4 separate regions of the Homo sapiens genome follow, and regions 1, 3 and 4 are each linked to region 2. A link is a loop called in an ENCODE intact Hi-C map of the cell type or tissue named here. Cell type or tissue: PC-3. All regions are shown on one strand. Region 1 overlaps SMYD3 (SET and MYND domain containing 3). Region 2 overlaps SMYD3 (SET and MYND domain containing 3). Region 3 overlaps SMYD3 (SET and MYND domain containing 3). Region 4 overlaps SMYD3 (SET and MYND domain containing 3).

Region 1 (5,000 bases), 270 kb before region 2:
AGTCTACAATCCTAACTTTAATGCATTTTTGTCTAAACTAAGAGTCTTCACATTTTTTGAAGTCACAGAAATATTTGTGAATATATATTTTTAACTGGGACTTGATTACTTTGTAACATGTATGTGTGTATACACATACACACACGTACATAAAAGGGTAACAACGCAAAAGGCAATACTGGTTTGTGTATATATCATATAGTGGAAAGAATATTAGATTCAAGTTAGATCATCTACTTCCAACACTGCAGATGGCCAGAGCCGTAAGGCAAGTCTCTCCAATCAGGTCTTAGTATTCTCCTTATTTAAAAAAGGAGAAAGACATTAAAATACCTTCAAAATTATTGTTGTGACCCCAGGCAGAGTAACTAGAATGAAGTAGAAGAAGCTATTGGAATATGACGTTGTCTCATGTAAGATCTTTTTTTTTTTTTTTTTTTTTTGAGATGGAGTCTTGCTCTGTTGCCCAGGCTGAAGTGCAGTGGCGTGATCTCGGCTCACTGCAACCTCCGCTTCGTGTCGTGAGATCAAGCAATTCTCCTGCCTCAGCCTTCTGAGTAGCTAGGATCACAGGTGAGTGCTACCATGCCCAGCTAATAGGGAGGCTGAGGCAGGAGAATCGCTTGAACCCAGGGGGCAGAGGTCACAGTGAGCTGGGAATGCGCCACTGCACTCCAGCCTGTGCAACAGAGCAAGACTCCATCTCAAAAAACAAACAAACAAAACAAAAACAAAAAAACAACAAAAACCCCAATATTTTAAAACATAACAGTAGAAATTGTGTTTGTGAATGTCATAAGAAGTTTCTTTACTTCTTCTAGTTCTCTGTTGAGAAACAATACAGAATCGTATGCTCTGTCTATTGGGGCAACAATTCAATCACAGCAGGATAAAAATTGACTTTTAAAAAGTGACCCCCTGCTCTTGTTTTCTCCTCTCCTTCATCAGTTCACTACCAGACCTCACACCAGAGATGAAGCTTCTCCATGCAGAGAAAGACCTAAAACTCTAGCGTGATGTACTCATGGATAAGAATTGATCAACATGTATCCAGAGCCCAATGATGCCAGGAAGAAAGCCTAAACATAATTTAATAAACTCCCTCTCTGTTTTCTTCATTTCCTACTACTTTGGTTTACTTAAAAATGAGTGTTTGCAGGAGAAATCTGAGTGCATTTTTGGCAAGCAGCTGAGTTATCTTTGCTTATTCATTAAACGAACAGTGTGACGGAGAAAGTCCAAATAGGAAAGACAAGGAAAAATGGGGAAAAGTTGACTTCTCATCCCAAAATATTTCTTGGATTAAAAGGCAAACTCATCCAATCTTAAGGTTTAGAGGGCTAAAATAATTGTTCCATATGTAGCTGTTAGAAGGCATTAGATATTAACTATGGCATGGTGTCTATGGATATCTGCGTCATCTATTTAGATAGTATGTGCTGAATATCAAAAACATTAAGCTAAAGAAGGTTAAGGAAAGATGGTGTTTCCCCAAGGAAAGGTGTGCTTATCCTAGTTTGACAGTCTCCTAGGAAAACTTGGATACTTTCTTACATAGGAAGGACATATAACATGCTTCCAGAGTCACAGGGTTTGAAGACGGCTGAAGACGTCATCTTGTCCCCATATGCGGCCCAGGAAGAGCGAAGTCTAGCACCACATTGGGACTAGAAATCTACATTTTAAATCGTATTACAAATTTAGAGATCTAATGGTGTATTAGCAAGATAAGTTTCAAATACATCAACAAAATGATAGGCAGAAGGAACCTCAAAACTTTTGTGATCTGAATTCCCCATTTCATAGATGGGGAAATCAAGGCCCTAAGAGCTGAAGAAATTGCCAAAGGTTGAAAAACACTCCTCAAACACCACCTTCCTCCTCTCTGGGACTTCATATTATTTCATTTTCTTTTACTATTCTGCCTGAGCTTTGACTTTCTGGAATTTTAAATACCAATATAGGAATCATCAGCTGGTGTCAATCCTCAATAAGATGACTTAAAGTTTACTCATAATGGTTTAGCATGGTCAGAAAGTGAACATTATTCATAACGGTTTTTCATGGTCAGAAAGTGAACACTACAGGTTTGGCCTATGTGCCTGTAAAATTTAGAAAAAGGACATAAAAAGGAGGAGAATTTAAAAATCACCTAGACCACTGTCGATGCTGTGAGTGGGAATTCCTACTTACAAAGGCCCCAGTGCAAGCTCCCTCTTAGTTAGCTGCCTTCTGACCCAGCTATCTCAACAGAGTTCATTAACTCTGTTAAAACCACTAACTTATGCCATGGTAATTCACATAGGAGAATGGCATAACTAATTAATATGGGTGGAGGGGCACTGGCTCTAGCATTAAAGTGGATTGATAACTCACTGAAATCTGCATGATCACACACAAACTCCTTATCTTGCTAAGTTTACGCTTGCTCCACTACACAAACTGAACACCAGCTCTTAGTACCCTCAATAGCTACCCTTTCCTCACTGCAGAAGAACTAAGTTTTTCATCAGACACCCAAATGAAACTGATACTGGCCGTCAGTATCATTATCCACTGATACCAGCTACCAATTGCTTGCTGGTACTGGCTGTCAATATCATTGTCCACTGATACCAGCTACCAATTGCTTGCTGGTACTGGCTGTCAATATCATTATCCACTGATACTGGCTACCAACTGCTTGCTCGATGACTGAACATAAGCCAACGACACTAGCCCCAAGTACTTTCCTACCTTTTCATCCACCATTAGCATAAGGAAGAGAAATTCCTTTGTTGTCTTCTTGAGGGAAAAACTACACAAAATAGAAAGCCTTAGGCTCCATTACATAAAGCGTTGAAAACCACACACCATGACAATAAAGACCCAAGCATGTTTTCAATAAATTATTTTCCTCTTATTTCACACTGTGAAAACCCACATTTGATAGACTATTTTATAGCAAATGTACCGGTTATCAATAAATAAGTAGAGTTTCCACGTGAGGAGAGAGGAGAAATCTACTCCCAGCATTTGCCCCCTTCATGGGTGCAACAGAACTTGTAGCAATTCTCTGGTTTAAACAACAGGTGGCAGTGTCATTTCTACATTTTCCCTGGCAAGAAACCTTTGCAGTTTGTGATTTCACCTTCCAGGAGGCATTAACAGTTTTGTAACCGCCTCTATCGACAGCGTGTGCATATGTTCCTATGTAGTAAATGCAAATGCATGCAGGAAAACATTGAGATTTGTGTAAATGCAGTTTCACCAAGTGCTACTCTCCCCATACCCACGCCCCTCCCCACACAATAGTCTATGCACAGGCATCATTTCCCTTGAGGAAACAGCAAAGCAGGGAAAAGGCAGAAGGAAAATCGACTCCATCACATATGTTCTGATCCTCAATTATCATATACATGTCTGTCACCCACCCATTCCTGCCACACATACAAGAGAAAGGATACACTACAAGGTCCTGGGGCACACTTTGGGCAAATGACTGAGAAAGCGAAGTTCTGAGAAATCTTAATTCACATCAAGAAAAGCACTCTACTGTACTGACATTTCTGGTAGGCGCTGTTTTCACTCTTCTGCTACAAAAGAGCATGCTCCATATTTGAAAGGAATCAACAGAAACAGGTCTTACATTCCCACAAGGAAAACACAGAAGTCAGGACCATTCTCACATGTGCCGAGAAGACAAGACCACGTTTCCTAGGGTTTTTGTGTGAGCTTTAAATAGGAGAAAAGTGCCATGTCAAGAATTCCTCATTCAATATCTATAGCTCAGTTTTTTGTTCACATGCATTATTTTATTTTATTATTATTTTTGAGATGGAGTCTCACTCTTTCACACCAGCTAGAGTAAAGTACTGCGATCTTGGCTCACTGCAACCTCCACCTCCTGGGTTCAAGAGATTCTAGTGCCCCAGCCTCCCGAGTAGCTGGGATTACAGGCACGTGCCACCATGTCCAGCTAATTTTTGTATTTTTAGTAGGGATGGGGCTTCACCATGTTGTCCAGGCTGGTCTCGAACTCCCAACCTCAAGTGATCCACCTGCCTTGGCCTCCCAAAGTGCTGGGGCTACAGGCATGAGCCACTGCACCTGGCCACATAATTTTATAATGTAGCAGCAGGTACTCTGTGGTTTCTAGCCTATAATGTAACAGTTATTGGTTTGATATGTTACATTTATTTAATTTTGAATCTGTGGTGTTTTTTTAAAGCAATTTAACAATGAAAATCTCGTCAATGCAGCAGGGATGAGATCAAACTGACTGATGGGTAAATCACCAGCCTAAAGGGACACGCCAGGTATTAGACAGTCTGGCATGTGTAGCTGGAGAAGTACTCAAAAATGTATAAAAGTCAATGAGCACATATACGGAGAATTACACAGAAAATAATAAGCAGCACTAGAAAGAGATGATGTGTGTTTTTTGTACTGTCCCTGTCACATAGCATCAAACATCCACATTCCTGCTTTCTGAGATGAGAGGGTTGGACAAGTACCCTCAAGAAGCTTTCTGGTATACGGTACACAGTATCTTATTGTTTTATAAATAGAAAAAAGAGAATACAGAGGAAAAAATTAAAATACATCACCTAGAGTTCAGAGGCATTGGAGGAATTTGGCTTTCATCAGCAATTTTGCATTAAAAGCAAGTATCTGTCGGCCAGGCGTGGTGGCTCACGCCTGTAATCCCAACACTTTGAGAGGCCATGGTGGGCGGATCATGAGGTCGGGTGTTCGAGACCAGCCTGGCCAACATGGCGAAACCCCGTCTCTACTAAAAATACAAAAGTTAGCCGGGCATGGTGGTGCAGCCTGTAATCCCAACTACTCAGAAGGCTAAGGCAGGAGAATTGCTTGAGCCCAGGAGGTGGAGATTGCAGTGAGCCGAGATTGCGGCATTGCACTCCAGGCTGGGTGAAGAACAAGACTGTCTCAAACAAACAAACAAATAAAAAAGTGAGTATCTGTCCTAAGCAACACATTGTCAAGTGCGGCCTATA
Region 2 (5,000 bases):
ACCTCCTTGGGGTGTGCAGGCCTTTGTACAATCCCCTCGCCTTGCCCCTTATGTATGGGCATGATCTGTGACTTGCTTCTAACAGAATATGGCAAAGGTATATGTCACTCCTGCCAATTACATTTCATAAAACTCCATCTTGCCATCAGATCTTCACTAGAAGCTCTTCTTGCTGACTTAATAAAGTACATGGTCATGTGGGGAAAGCCCTACCTGAGAAGGAACTGTGGGTGGTCTCCAGGAACTGTGGGTAGACTTCAGCCAAGAGCCGGCAAGAAGCCAGGGCCCTGAGTCCTACTGATGCAAGGAGATAAATTCTTTCAGTGGCCCAAGCGAGCTGGGAAGTGGCTTCTTCCCCGGATTTCCATACGAGAACACAGCCCAGCTGACACCTTGACGAGAGCTTTATGAGACCCTACATGGAGGATCCAGGTGTGTGTGGACACCTGACCCACAGAAACCATACGATTAAAAAATATATGCTGCTTTAGGCCACAAAGTATGTGATAATTCATTATACAAAATAAAAAATATAAACAGAGGAGAAGATACCTAAATGGTTAAAAAGAAAAAACAATACACCCAATAAAGTCGGCATTTTCAGAACACAAGCGCTAGGCAGAGCTGCCTGACTGTTGTCAGGATCATGCAGCAACTTCTTTAACAAGTCATGCTGCCCTGTGTTCCTTCCTGACACCATGACAGGAGCAACCACTCAAGTCCAGCATCCTCTAGGCCCTAAAGTGCTACTACATGTGACTCACAGACTTCACAACAGTTCTAAGAGCACTGGAGAACAGTACCTACTGTCCTTTAAAGCCAGGGCCTTACTCCCTTCTGTGGAGACACACACCCCTTGGCTCTAAGTGGCCCCAGTGGACATGACACAACAATCCCAAAGAGCCACTTAAGCTACAATGTAAGATTGTTGAGACCAGCCGGGCGCGGTGGCTCACACCTGTAATCCCAGCACTCTGGGAGGCTGAGGCGGGTGGATCACCTGAGGTCAGGAGTTCCAGACCAGCCTGGCCAACATGGCGAAACCCCATCTCTACTAAAAACACAAAAATTAGCTGGGCATGGTGGCGCGTGCCTGTAATCCCAGCTACTTGGGAGGCTGAGGCAGGAGAATCACTTGAACCCGGGAGGCGGAGGTTGCAATGAGCCAAGATCATGTCATTGCACTCCAGCCTGGCGACAGAGTAAGACTCCTTCTCAAAACAAAAACAAAAACAAAAAAAAAGATTGTTGAGACCAATGGTTATGTGCATGGGGTTCTACTCTACAGCTAAAGAGGAAGTGGGATGCAAGACAAAGGCAGTTATTTAACCTCTATAACATATTTAGCAGGAAGCTCAAATATGCAGACTATTGAACAGGGAAGAATAGAGTAGGGAGAGAAAAGACGATAGTGTAGTACCATGGGGAAGAACAGTCCAAGAAGTGTGAATTGCTCTGCCAGGGACAGCCCTGCCTGTGACGCATCACACAACTTCTCTATAAAACAAGGCTTTATGATCCTTAAGGCGTCTTCCAGGTCTAAGAGTCTATCATTCTACATTATATAAAAATCTTTAGTTGAACAATTATAGTATCTTGGGGGGAAAGTGTACTAAGGCATCAAGAAAACAATTTTATCTGCTAAGAGTACTTACTCGTAGTAAGTAAGATTAGTATGCAGAATTCTGAGTTTAGCACACACGATGTTCTTAGGATTTGGGAGCCTAGTCTTATAAATGTGAATGCCATACATTAGGTTGCAAAGAAAAGGCCATTCATATCCACGAAGATAACAAAGGAATATATATAGTAGCATGAGGTGATTTTATTTAAAGTTTAATGTCCTCAAGTAATCATTCCATGCTCAGTTTCTTATAACTGTAACTTGGAAATATTGACATTTCATATGCAAGCTATAACTAAAACTAACTTTTCTTTATAACCAGCTAGGAAAAAAATAGGCACAAAGTATTATTTTATAAAGTCTACCAAGTAACGAACATCAAAGAAATGCACATGATATAGTCAGGCTTTTTCTAGCACTTGTCAGTACAAGCCAGTTAGTGGAGTAAATCGGTTTGGCTGAAAGTCCTATGCTGCCATGCGACAGAAAAGAGAGCTAAACTATCCACATTCCATAGTTTACCTTCTGTCACTAATAATCTCCATCATCTACTTAAAAATCTTAGAGAAGCTGGGCACAGTAGCTACTTGGGAGGCTGAGGCAGGAGGATTGCTTGAGCCCAGGCGTTCGAGTCCAGCCAGTGCAACACAGTGAAATCTCCATTTCTCTCTTTAAAAGAATGTTAAAGACATCTACCTCAATTTTTGGCAATCTCCTACTGTAGCTTGAAATGTTAAAGCTTACATTTAGACTGTGCATGTCAGTTTCTATTATCATTCCACTTTACAGAGAATTAAAAAAACACTGTGCTTGCAACTTAAACTGGTATTAAACTGACCCCTGCTGGCCTCATCTTTTCTGTTTCTGCATTTATCAGATGCTTCAAGAGCTAACTGCATTCTATAGTTCAACCTATATTTGATCAGGCTGCCACCTCAAAAACAAAACGTGGGACAAAGATGGCTAGTTGTACCAAATTCCAAATGGAAGGATGCCTTCCTCAGACCTTTGTCTATTTTATTTGCAAAAACCTAGCAATTAAAATCACACTAATATTCCAAAGAAGTATCTCCTATAGCCTATGAATTTATTCTAAAACCTAATGCACTCAATAGACATTTACAGATTTCTCAAAGACTGCCGGGAAATAAAGATTTTTCTAATCACAGCACCTGCCCTCCAGGTACTTACAGGCATTTATGAGTCATTGAAAAGATACATCTGAGAATTCAATTCTAGCATATCATTGGACACCACACAGGTGAGAAGGAAGTGGGGTCCCCATTCAGCCCGTGGTAGAGCCTGCCTCACTGGTGCCAGGTCACTTGAGATTCGTTACTGAAATGGCCCAGGACAATGTGTTCTCTTCCTTCTTTGTGAACTCACTGTGCTTTATGAATTATAATGGCTGCCATTGATTGGCAACCTACTATGTGCCAGAGACTACTACAGTTAGGTGCTTTCCACACACTATCACATTTACCCTACTCAGTAACTCTGTGAGATAGGTGATTTTATGCTCAAGCTTGTATCATGGGTGAGTAAAGCTCTGTGAGAATACTGATCATATCATACCGCAATGTTTTTCCTTTAAAGAGATGTTTCTCCTCTAAACAACAGCAAACACCTTAAGCACAGGAAATTACGTTATTGTCATCTCTGTATCCTCAGAACCTCATATACCTCAGTAAAGGCACATAGTAGGCACTCTAAAAACATCTGCAAAACATACAAATGAAAATATTATTGAAAGAATGTAGCTACTAAATACATACTATGGGCATAACCTATGCTTAGGCACTGAGAAAACAGTGGAGGAAAAGAAAGAAGAGGCAAAGGCTTTGATTCCTGAGCACAGACACCCATACGTGACTATGGAAAGAAAAGGAGAAGTTCCAAGACATAAGTAAACAGAATGCTATGTCAATACAGCTCATACTACCAGTCAGCTCAAAATCAAACAGAAAAAGGACTCCTAAATCAGAGGACAATGACACACTGGTGCTGGGCTATTGGAAATGAAACCTATTAAAGAGGAAAAAAGAGAGAGGAGGTAGAATGTCATTAAATTCCTTTCTGTTTTTGTAACATATCTACAAGACCAAATGATGTGAAAAATAGTTCTGCAAGACGGGGACTATGTGAATCCAGTTTTAAAGGTCCAAATATGTATACTTTACTTATATAGATCATGGCATAGTAGGAAAGACAGAAGATCATAAAAACAAATATAATGTAGAGGTCTAAAAATTGTTTCCTGGTCAGGTGCAGTGGTTCATGCCCGTAATCCTAGCACTTTGGGAGGCCAAGCCAGGAGGACTGCTTGAGCCCAGGAGTTTGAGACCAGCCTGGGCAACATGGCAAGACCCTCATCTCTACAAAAAAAAAAAAAAAAAAAAAAAAAAAAAAAAAAAGCAAAAAAATTAGCTGGGGGTGGTGTTGCCCACCTGTAGGCCCAGCTACTCAAAAGGCTGAGATGGAAGGATCGCTTGATCCCAGGAGGTCGGGGCTGCAGTGAGCTGTGGGCCAAGGTGGCGTCACTGTGCTGCAGCCTAGGCAACAGGGCAAGACCCTGTCTCAAAAAAATTAATAATAATTTTAAAAAATAAAATTATTTGTTCCAAAAAAAAAAAGCTGCATGTATTTTTCTTTTCTTTTGCTTACCTATCATTATTTTTCCACATCTCTTTTCTTGGTACTTCAGACAGATGAAGATAAATGAAGCACAGTAGTTAACTTCTTTGTTTGGATACAAAAAATCTTCTGTATCAACAATATTGTTATGCAAGCACTTTAAATGTTGCTTCTAGCAGATGAGACTTCTGCTTCAACATATGTTATGGGGAAAAATGATAAAAATTTATTCATGACTAGAATAACTGAACAGTCAACAAAATCTAACTAGAAAATGTAATAAATCAACCTGGTTTGTTGCAGTTGTTAATTATCTAAAGTAAACTGAAGATCCAGTCTCTCACTCCAAACAAGAATAAATAATCCCAGATTCTCAGCACTGTCAATACTTTCTATATCATCCTACCACTGCTGCAAACTTCTTCCTTCAGAGTGATCGGAATTTAACTTCCTCTGCCTGCACCTTCCCTGAGACAGGAAAAGCCACAAAAGAAATAAGGAGCTCTAAAGGTTCTTCTGCTCAACAATGGCACCTTAAAAATCTAAAACTTACTGAGGGAGCATGTAACCCCCCATAGAAAATAAAACAGTGGTCAAGCTTTTGGGATCTGGACTCAGGGTGGCTTGGGTTCACACCACAGTTCTACAAATGTAATCTTGGGCATGTCATCTACTTTCCTAAGCCAGAGATAATAACATTGCCAAGAGTGTAACAGTGAGTGATCATATGCACAGAGCTTAG
Region 3 (5,000 bases), 210 kb after region 2:
GCTGCAGTGAGCCATGATCATGCCACTGCACCCCAGCCTGGGCAACAGAGTGAGACCCTGTCTCAAATTAAATAAATAAATGGTCTTTTAAAAAGATCAATCAATGAGAACTAAGTAGAGCAAGGAAAGAACACGTATTAAGTATGAGTACCTGTTATACACAAAATACTTCCACATGTTTTATCTCTTTTAATTCTGAGGATAATCTGAAGAGGCAGGGTTCAAGATTAAGAAAACAAAGTTCAGAGCTGTTAAGTAGTTTGCCCCAACTCACATAACTCATAAAGAGGATAAGACAAGGGAAAGCACCAAAGTGAGAGTAAGTATGACCGGTTCACAAGGCACTGAGACCAGTCAGACTAAAACACAGGATACACTGGGAAATAAAGCTGGCCAGAGTTGGGCCAGATTAGAAAGGACCACTAGTTATGCTTGATGAAATAAGAATCTGTCAGCCGGGCGCGGTGGATCACGCCTGTAATCCCAGCACTCTGGGAGGCCGAGGCAGGCATATTACCTAAGGTCAGGAGTTCAAGACCAGCCTGGCCAACATGGCAAAACTCCGTCTGTACTAAAAATACAAAAAAATTAGCTAAGCATGGTAGCGGACACCGGTAATTCCAGCTAGCGGGGAGGCTGAAGCAGGAGAATCGCTTGAACCCAGGAGGTGGAGGTGGCAGTGAGCCGAGATCGCACCATTGCACTCCAGCCTCGGCAACAAGAGCGAAACTTCGTCTCAAATAAAAAAAAAAAAAAAAGAGAGAGAAATAAGAATCAGTCATTAAAGGCATATTTAAGGAAGACTACTAATATGGCAACACTTCATAGAACAGATTGCAGTAGGGAGGATCTGCAAACAGATATAATCAACTAAGACACAGCTCTAGAGAGGAGCTGCCCCTGGCTGATACCATCGGTCCTCTAGAGAGGAGCTGCAGGAACTGACCGATACTATCAGGTAGGCAGGTGTTGCTCCAAGCTGGCCAGGCCCTCACAGGGAGGCACTGGTGTCCTTCTGTTGAACATACACAATTTCACAGAACATGGACCTCAGACAAGGCCACTCTGTGACCGTGATGGATCAAAACGAAAACAAGACCACTCTGTAATCATGTCTGAACGCAACTCTGTTCAACTACCGATGTGCTCCCTGGCTGGACGGCAGGAACTAAAGCTAGAGCCTGTTCTAGGATGGTGGCAGTAGGAATAGAAGAAAGAAAGCAATATAAGTGACATTTCCAAGTAAGAATAAAAAAAACTGTTAGTAGGCAATTCAAGAGAAAAAGTTGAGACTCATACATCGCTTGAGTGGATAGCATCCAACTGAAATATTATAAATCTAATCTATAATATTTAAAATCTATATTTTTATTTAATCTAGTTAAATTAGTCCATGTTTTTCAGACTGAATAAAAGATGATGACAGAAAAATATTTAGTAGGTAATTAGAGATTAAAAAATAATGATGCCTGCGTCCCACCTCCAAAGGCTCTGATTCGATCAGTACTGAGTGTAGCCTAGGCATCAGGATTTTTCCAAGCTCCCCAGGTGATTCCAGTGTGCAGCTAAAGCTAAGAACCGGTATCTCAGAGAACGCCGATGGCTCCTGACTAGGAGGAAAAAGGACAAACGATGGATAGGGTAGAAAGGGACCCAAGAAAGTACTGGGGCAAAAAGGTAAGCGAGAAACAAAAAATGGCTGAAAGACTAGACAGACGATTCCCAGACACAGCAAGAGTCATTTAAATGATGAAAGAGTCACTATTTAACAAACGATAGAAACCAGGCAAGAAGGTTAACACAGGTTTAGATGACTAGGAAACATGACCAACAAGTAAGGCCACTACTCTGCATTAGCAAAATCTTCAGCTAGGAGACTTTCAATCTATGATCCTCTGAGGATGCCTGGATAACAACTACATGTACCACTACAAATAGATGTTAACTGTGTACAGCCTGTTTCTAAATATAGAGGTGGATTCCTCCAGCCCTTTTCCTTCCTAGTGTTCCCACACTGCCACCTCGTGGGTCAGCACTGCAAGGAGCCGGTTTGAACTGGAAGGGATTTCTAACTGGCCCTGTAAATTCACAAGGCAGGTACATGGTAAAGCCTCAATTCAAGGGTTTAATCCTTATGTTTTCCTCTGTTTAATTACAGTGGAAGACAGCCTTAAGGTACATTGTTTCTTTTGTGGGTGATAAGAATTTTCTAAAGTTGATTATGGTGATATTAGTATGTACTTAATGCCACCGAAGGGTACACTTAAATAAATAAAAGGGTAAAGTTAATGTTACTTTATATCACTTTAAATAGGCAAATGGTATGGTATATGAGTTATATCTCAATAAAGCTGTTACAAAAAAAGGAGGAGGTGGCCAGGCACATTGGTCTGTAGTCCTAGCTACTGGGGGGGAGGAGAGGGGGGCTGAGGTAGGAGGATCACTTGAGGCCAGGAGTTTGAGGCCAGCCTGGACAACATAGTGAGACCTTGTCTCTCTGAAAAAATAAATAAATAAAAAGAAAGAGGAGTAGGAGGAGGCAGCTGTAGCAAATACATAAATGGTTTCTAAAACTGCAGAAAACTTAAAAAGGATGTCAGAAATCACTCAATACCTTCATTTCAAAAAGGCAAAACTGAGACTCAGATTAACTTACTTACCCTACTTACCCAGGCAGTAAAAACTAGGCCAAAAAGGGGCACTATTAACCCATTTATGGAGGTCTTCTATGGTCTCCCAATCCTGAGAAGCTTTTTCTCTTAAGCTTGATCCTCAGCAATGCTATCTTTTGCTGCCTAACTTACTACTGGGAGATCACACTCACACCAATGACTTCACAGAGCAGTAGTATCACCACTATTCCAATAGTTCAAAACCCAGCACTCACCCTTCACCACAGAGCACTACTGTCACCACTATTCCAATAGTTCCAGCTCAAAACCCAGCACTCACCCTTCACCACAGAGCAGTACTGTCACCACTATTCCAATAGTTCCAGCTCAAAACCCAGCACTCACCCTTCACCACAGAGCAGTACTGTCACCACTATTCCAATAGTTCTAGCTCAAAACCCAGCACTCACCCTTCACTGCTTCCTTGCCCTTTAATCGGTCAACAACGTGGGTGAACTCCTCAACATGTTTGGTTCCAGGCCCTCTACCAGTCCCCTAGCTCAGGCCTTCATCACTTCACATCTAGAATAACGCACATTTTCTCCTAACTGGAATCCTCATCTCCAGTCTTTCCACTTCTCTCCCTCATCACAAAATTCACCCAAATCAGGACTCCTACACAAATCTTCCATGTGCACCTCATACTGCAGCCCAAAAATCTCTATGGGCTCCTCAAGAGTTGTACCTAGAAAATAAAGTTCAAAATCTCTTAACCTCAGCAAGGCCTTCTGTATCACAGACGCTATCCCAACTTATAATCTATCATCTATACAAACAGCACTTCGCTGCAGTCATAATGGTCTACTAAACAATGTATGCACATTTCCCAATTAGTTATTCCTCCATAGTTGTTATCTCTACCACTTATTTCACTGGTATCATGACTTTTTTTTTATTCCTTTCCCAAAGGTTCTCAACTCTGGCTATGCATTAGCATTACCTGTGAAGCTTTAAACAATTATGGGACCCTTAAGGATGTTGCTCAGACATCTGGATATTTTTAAATTCCACAGGTAAATGTGTAAAATACCAATGATTCATAGATTTTAAGTAAGTCTTTTTGTAAGATGCTTAAGTTTTCACCACTAAAACTGAGCATCCAATATTAGAGTCAAAAACTCAAAAATTAAACTGCCCAGAGAAACTGTTACCTACTACCCAAGGTTTCTTGATCATTGGTACAACATAAATCTTTCCAATTAACATCTACTTTCTAACAAGACGTAAACACAGCAGCTAAAAAATGCTAACAAGGATTAAATTTTTATATACTCAAATTCATTTGTGAGAAACATCTATCATAACCATGCCAATTAAAAATTCAACATAATTCCTGTTTGTCCTACCTATGACAATTATTTAAATGTAAACAGAACATGCTAATGTCAATGTCCAGTTTAAAACTGAACATGCAGAATTATTTATAGATATTATAAGCAGTTGGACTAATCCCAGCTGTGGCAATTTTACCTTAGCCCTTGGATATAAAGGCACAGAGAAGCAGGGAGTCAGTGAAGATGGAAAAGAAAGATAGGAGCTGTCAACCCAGACTGCTCTATAATAATCTGGGGAGTATTAAAAATGTCTATGCTCTGCCGGGCGCGGTGGCTCACGCCTGTAATCCCAGCACTTTGGGAGGCCAAGGCGGGTGGATCACGAGGTCAGGAGATCGAGACCATCCTGGCTAACACGGTGAAACCCCATCTCTACTAAAAATACAAAAAATTAGCCAGGCGTGGTGGCGGGCGCCTGTAGTCCCAGCTACTCGGGAGGCTGAGGCAGGAGAATGGCATGAACCCGGGAGGCGGAGCTTGCTGTGAGCCGAGATCATGCCACTGCACTCCAGCCTGGGTGACAGAGCAAGACTCCGTCTCAAAAAAAAAAAAAAAAAAAAAAAAGGTCTATGCTCCAGCCACACTCCAGACAAATTAAATGAGAATCTCTGAGGGCAGGACCCATGCACCAGCATTTCTTAAATCTCCCCGAGTGCTTTCAATGTGTAGCCAATGTCGAGAACCAACGAGTTACAAGGGAATTTCTCAAAGGAAATCTAAAGATGAGAGCTGTTCAAAGACAAACACAAAGAGGGAAAAAGTCCCAAGAACTAGTTAGTTACTTCAGAAGTAAGTTGCTTTCTCTTATCAGTTTATGAACAATTTTTACATATTACAAATATACACTTTTTGGCCATGCGAGTGACTCACACCTGTAATCCCAGCACTTTGGGAGGCCAAGGCAGGGGGATCACTTGAGCTCAGGAGATCAAGACCAGCCTGAGTAAATGGCAAAACCCCATCTCTACCAAAAATACCAAATAAAAAAAAAAAA
Region 4 (5,000 bases), 170 kb after region 2:
TGCTGTTCAATAAATGCTCTTCTCCTCATCCTCTACTCTTCCCTTTCCAAAAGTCAACTGTCATTATCCTATGAAAACAGAACTTTGAATATGTTATACAATCAATTTGTTGGCAGGGAATACCCATCCCCAACATATCTACTGAGAGACTAAATAAACAAATGGTCAAAGGCCAGATCGTAGGTAACTACGACCCACGACCTGCAGCTACAAGCCCAGGCAACCAACCTATTATCTACAATAACCAGTCTAGGAAGTCAGACTGGTTACTGTCTAGCAACTAGCCCAGGAAGCCCAACAATGCCCTTAAGAATTTGTACAAAGCCACACTATCTGTGATCATGCCTGGGGAACACAGCAAGATCTCATCTCTTTTTTTTAAAAAAAAAAAAAAAAAAAAAAAAGGACAAAATGGCCAGGAAATGATTAGTAACTGTCAGCTTCCCTAATTTTTGCTCCTGCTTCCAATGTAGGACCAACCAGAGAAAGCCAAAAATGTACCCTTAACTAATCACACAGGTTGCTATGCTTTTAGTTGGCTCACCTACAGCTTCCCACAGGAACAGCCTACAAACAGGGCATACCTGAAACCTTCCCTTTTTTCCACTCTAAAGTTTACCCTGCTGGGCACAGTGGCTCACACTTGTAATCCCAACACTTTGGGAAGACAAGGCAGGAAGATCACTTGAGCCCAGGACTTCAAGATGAGCCTGGGAAACATAGTGAGACCCAGTGTCTACAAAAAATAAAAATAAATTAGCTGGACATGGTAGCACATGCCTGTAGTTCCAGCTACTCAGGGGGGACTGAGATGGGAGAGTCACTTGAGCCTGGGAGGTCGAGACTGCAATGAGCCATGATCACGCCCCTGCACTCCACGTGGTCAACAGAGCAAGAGCCTATCTCCAGAAAAAAAATAAAATAAACAAAAGTTTTCCCATTCCTCTGTCTTCCTTGAATCTCCACCAAATTGAATAGATGGTGGTGGATTCCCTTACTATATAAAGAAAGCTCTGAATAAGTAGCCTTTGATTGTACTCATTTGGGTAGACCTCATTTATTTCCACAACCAGAATAAAATCAATTAGTTATTTTTGTGATGTTTTTGCTCTTTAACTTAGAATTCCTTCTTCTGAGACAGTGTGATATGGGGCAGGAGGGACCTGCTTTGGAGCCAGGAAGACCTGGGTTTGGAAATCTGACTTCTCCAGCGATTACCTTATGCAAGTTCTATAATCTCTTTGAACGTGAGACCTGTGTTTGGAAATCTGACTTCTCCAGCGATTACCTGATGCAAGTTCTAGAATCTCTTTGAACGCCCATTTCCTCACTGATGTTCTCCATGAAGGGAACAATAAGCACCCACTGCTTAGGGCTGCCCTAAGAAGAGAAAATAAACACAAAAGGACACCGTGCCTGACACAGAGAAGTGTCAATGAAGTCAGGTGCTCTGACTGGGCTATGTTCTTCAGCTTTGAAACCTTTAATCCTGTGAGTATGAACCTGCTGACGTTAGGTGTGGAAAGGTTTTTTTTGTTTGTTTTTAAGTAATGTTATTGGGAGTATAGAGCCAAGTCCCTCACTTTAGAAACTAAAAGATGAGTGTTGCAGCTTCGGCATACCGTTTTGACTACTGTGACAGAAAATGACCCAAACTAGTTCATGTAAAATCTCATCAACAGGCCGGGCATGGTGGCTCACACCTATTATCCCAGCACTTTGGGAGGCCGAGGTGGGCAGATCACCTGAGGTCGGGAGTTCGAGACCAGCCTGACCAACATGGAGCAACCCCATCTCTGCTAAAAATACAAAATTAGCCGGGCGTGGCGGCACATGCCTGTAATCCCAGCTACTCAGGAGGCTGAGGCAGGAGAATGGCTTGAACGCCTCCGGGAGGCGGAGGTTGAGGTGAGCCGACATCGCACCATTGCACTCCAGCCTGGGCAACAAAAGCGAAACTCTATCTCAAAAAAAAAAAACTCATCAACAGAACTATAGGGACATCCCAGACTCCCAAAGACTGAGTTTCAACTGATAAATAACTCAATAAATCAGGCTGCTCTCTCAGGAAATGCTTGATTTGATCACCTCCGTTGTTCTTCTCTCAACCTGCTTCTTTTGCTTACTCAGCTGCACACGGCCCTGAAAAATGCCCACCCCAAGATGGCAGTGATCTATAATTTCATAAAGATTTGGGTTACACAGGTGTATGCATTTGTCGGAATTCATCGAATGGTATACTTAAGACATAGGCATTCCACTGCACTTAATGGATCTAGTCTCATTTCTGTCTCCCTCACTAAACTGTGACATCTCAAGGACAAAAAGGAATCATATTCGACACTGAATCCTCCACGCTGGCACAATGCCTAGCATGTAACTGAATCTCAGTAAATGCGTGATTATTAAACAAAGGAAGCAAACTGAAGAATTTGAGAAAGTCTACTTATTGGGATTTATTCTGAAAGATGTACTACAAGTTCACATTTTAATTAATGATTACATTCCAGTGAATTAATATAAACGTATTTAAATTTTAATCATTATGAAGTGAACTATATTTATAAGCAAACAATTAGTGACTTAATTAAGGTGCCAACTGTTCAGTGTACATGACTCTACCACCACCTAGTGTAAATAAATGCATATTACCACATTTGGAAATTCCCTAAAGACAAAGAATCTCCCAATGGTGGGTCACAAACTAACATACTTCAACCACAAACATTCAGCAGGTGCCTGCCGGTCCTGGAAATTATGCCAGGCTCCAGAAGGACAGACACAGCTCTTGTCTGTGTTGATCACTGCTGTCTCCTCAGGGTTTAGGAGAATGGCAAAGCACTTTGCTGGCCTTCAATAAATATCTGTTAGCTGACTGACAAGATTCTGGGATTAAAAGGTGACTAAGTTATCTTCGGGAAAGACATTCAGCCATTCAAAACCAACAGCATTTTATAAACAATGAAATATTATTCTGCACTAAAAATAAATGAGCTATCAAGCTCTGAAAAGACACGGAGGAAACTTAAGTGAATATTACTAAGCGAAAGAAGCCAATGTGAAAAGGCTACACACTATACGATTCCAACTGTATGACATTTAGGAAAAGGCAAAACTATAGAGACAGTAAAAGGATCAGTGATGACCAGGAGCTGGGGAGGGAAGGGATGAATATGTAGGGCACAGGGGATTCAGGGGGCAGGGAAATTACTCTATGATATGATGATGGTGGATACATGTCATTACACATATGTCAAAACCCATAGGATTTACAACACCAAGGGTGAACGCTAATGTAAACTATTCACTTTGGGTGATAATGTCATGAGTAGAAGGTGATCGGTTGCAACAAACGTGCCATTCTGGCGGGGGGTGTCCATTGTAGGGGAGGCTGTGCATGTGTAGAGGAAGAGGGTCTATGCGAACTCTCTGTGCTACGCACTCAATTTTGCTATGTAGTTAAAACTACTCTAAAAAGTAGTTTTTTTTAGTCAATAAAATTTTTTTACTTTAACTTTAGATATCAAATAAGCAAAACCCAAATCTAACAAGTACATCAAAAATATACTGTTTTTTTAAATGCCTACATAAATGCTCAATAAATGTTATTTCCTCACCTCCGTAGCACAACCGCAACTGCTTACCCCAAGTAGCTGACATGAAGTGGCTGTAAAGAAGCCACTGTTTCTTCATCTGTGAAATTAAGACAGCAGGACTAAATCTCTCACTTCCTATTCTAATTTAACATTCTTTTAAATTTTAAAAGAATAGATCACTAAACCTAAACTTTTCTAAAATATAGAAAAAGGAAGGAAACTGTCAAATACTTACAGCATCACACAGTGACACCAAAACCTGACAACGAACACATTAAAAATTACTGTCAAATCTCACTTGCGGGCCAGGGGCGGTGGCTCACACCTGTAATTCTAGCACTTTGGGAGGCCAAGATGGGTGGATGACTTGAGGCTAGGAGTTCGAGACCAGCTTGGCCAACATGGCAGAACCTTGTCTCTCCTAAAAATACAAAAATTATGGGTGGTGTTGTGCACCTGTACTACCAGCTACTGGGGAGGCTGAGGCACGAGAATCGTTTGAACTCGTTTGGGAGGTGGAAGTTGCAGTGGACAGAGTTCGCACCTCCAGCCTGGGCCACAAACCAAGACTCCGTTTCAAAAAAGAAACGGAAAAAAAAGACTCATTTATAAATATTGGTGCAAAAACTTTAAAAGTAATAGCAATGAGAACTCATAAATGCACTAAATGAAGGATAGGCTATAGGCACAACTGTTTACTCCAGTGATTCCAGGAGAGTTCACTATTAGGAACTCTACTCATACAAGCAACCATATAAGTAGGTCAAAAAAGAAAAGTTATATGACCATCTAAGTAGATGCCAAATAGACATGATGAAATTTTTAAACCGTTCCTGATTTTAACGCTTAGCAAAATAGCAATAGATGACTATTTCCTTAACATAATGGAAAAATACATTTCATATCAGTCTATAACTTTCTAATGTTTTACTGGAAACATTACTGAAACACTAAAACAATGACACACACAAGCATTTCTGTTGAAGTCTGGGAGGAATAAAGAAAGCCCACCATTGGGCTTCTAGATTAATATTCATCTAGAAGTACCATACTAGCCAATGCAAGGGAAAAAAAATCTTATGTGAGTTTTATTTATTTACCACACATTTTTACAGTGCTTACTATATGTCAGATACTGTTCTGAACACTTTACAAATACTAAATCATTTAATTCATATAATCGTCATAATAATAAGGCAGTACTATTATTATCTCATTTTACAGAGGGAGAGAGCAAGGCACAGAGAACATAAGTAGCTTGCGCAAAGTCACATAGCTAGCAAGTTAGTAGAAACAGGCTTAACACACAAGCAGTCATAGTTCCAGAGCCGGTGCTTCTCACCACTATGCTATATGAAACACGATATCGGACTGAAGGAGGCGGAAGTATCCATATATGCAGAT

The links. A loop is a pair of places that touch in the nucleus more often than their neighbours do. Peaks named below come from ENCODE experiments on the same cell type or tissue, not always from the same donor. Only the 100,000 strongest peaks of a DNase experiment are listed, where the experiment ranks them.
Region 1: a loop joins it to region 2, with 15 times the contacts of the local background. A loop is called at or near these places in 30 of 110 quality-filtered maps.
Region 3: a loop joins it to region 2, with 7 times the contacts of the local background. A loop is called at or near these places in 5 of 110 quality-filtered maps.
Region 4: a loop joins it to region 2, with 5 times the contacts of the local background. A loop is called at or near these places in 10 of 110 quality-filtered maps.

What each region holds. Positions count from the first base shown.
Region 1 is chr1:246,009,385-246,014,384 of GRCh38, forward strand. The region is part of intron 5 of SMYD3 (SET and MYND domain containing 3); the gene reads right to left. Among named protein-coding and RNA genes, the nearest start is that of SMYD3-AS1, 97 kb to the right of the region's middle. In PC-3, CTCF peaks have their summits at 3,065 (motif pointing right) and 3,268; a DNase peak (open chromatin) is centred at 3,087.
Region 2 is chr1:246,278,303-246,283,302 of GRCh38, forward strand. All of the region lies in intron 5 of SMYD3 (SET and MYND domain containing 3), which reads right to left. Among named protein-coding and RNA genes, the nearest start is that of SMYD3-IT1, 42 kb to the right of the region's middle. In PC-3, a CTCF peak has its summit at 2,471 (motif pointing left); a DNase peak (open chromatin) is centred at 3,569; H3K27ac peaks cover 1,562 bases.
Region 3 is chr1:246,490,803-246,495,802 of GRCh38, forward strand. The region is part of intron 1 of SMYD3 (SET and MYND domain containing 3); the gene reads right to left. Among named protein-coding and RNA genes, the nearest start is that of SMYD3, 14 kb to the right of the region's middle. In PC-3, a CTCF peak has its summit at 2,020 (motif pointing left); a DNase peak (open chromatin) is centred at 2,019.
Region 4 is chr1:246,448,325-246,453,324 of GRCh38, forward strand. All of the region lies in intron 1 of SMYD3 (SET and MYND domain containing 3), which reads right to left. Among named protein-coding and RNA genes, the nearest start is that of SMYD3, 56 kb to the right of the region's middle. RefSeq lists an enhancer at 1,046-1,606. In PC-3, a CTCF peak has its summit at 2,619 (motif pointing left); no DNase peak of the experiment used is centred here.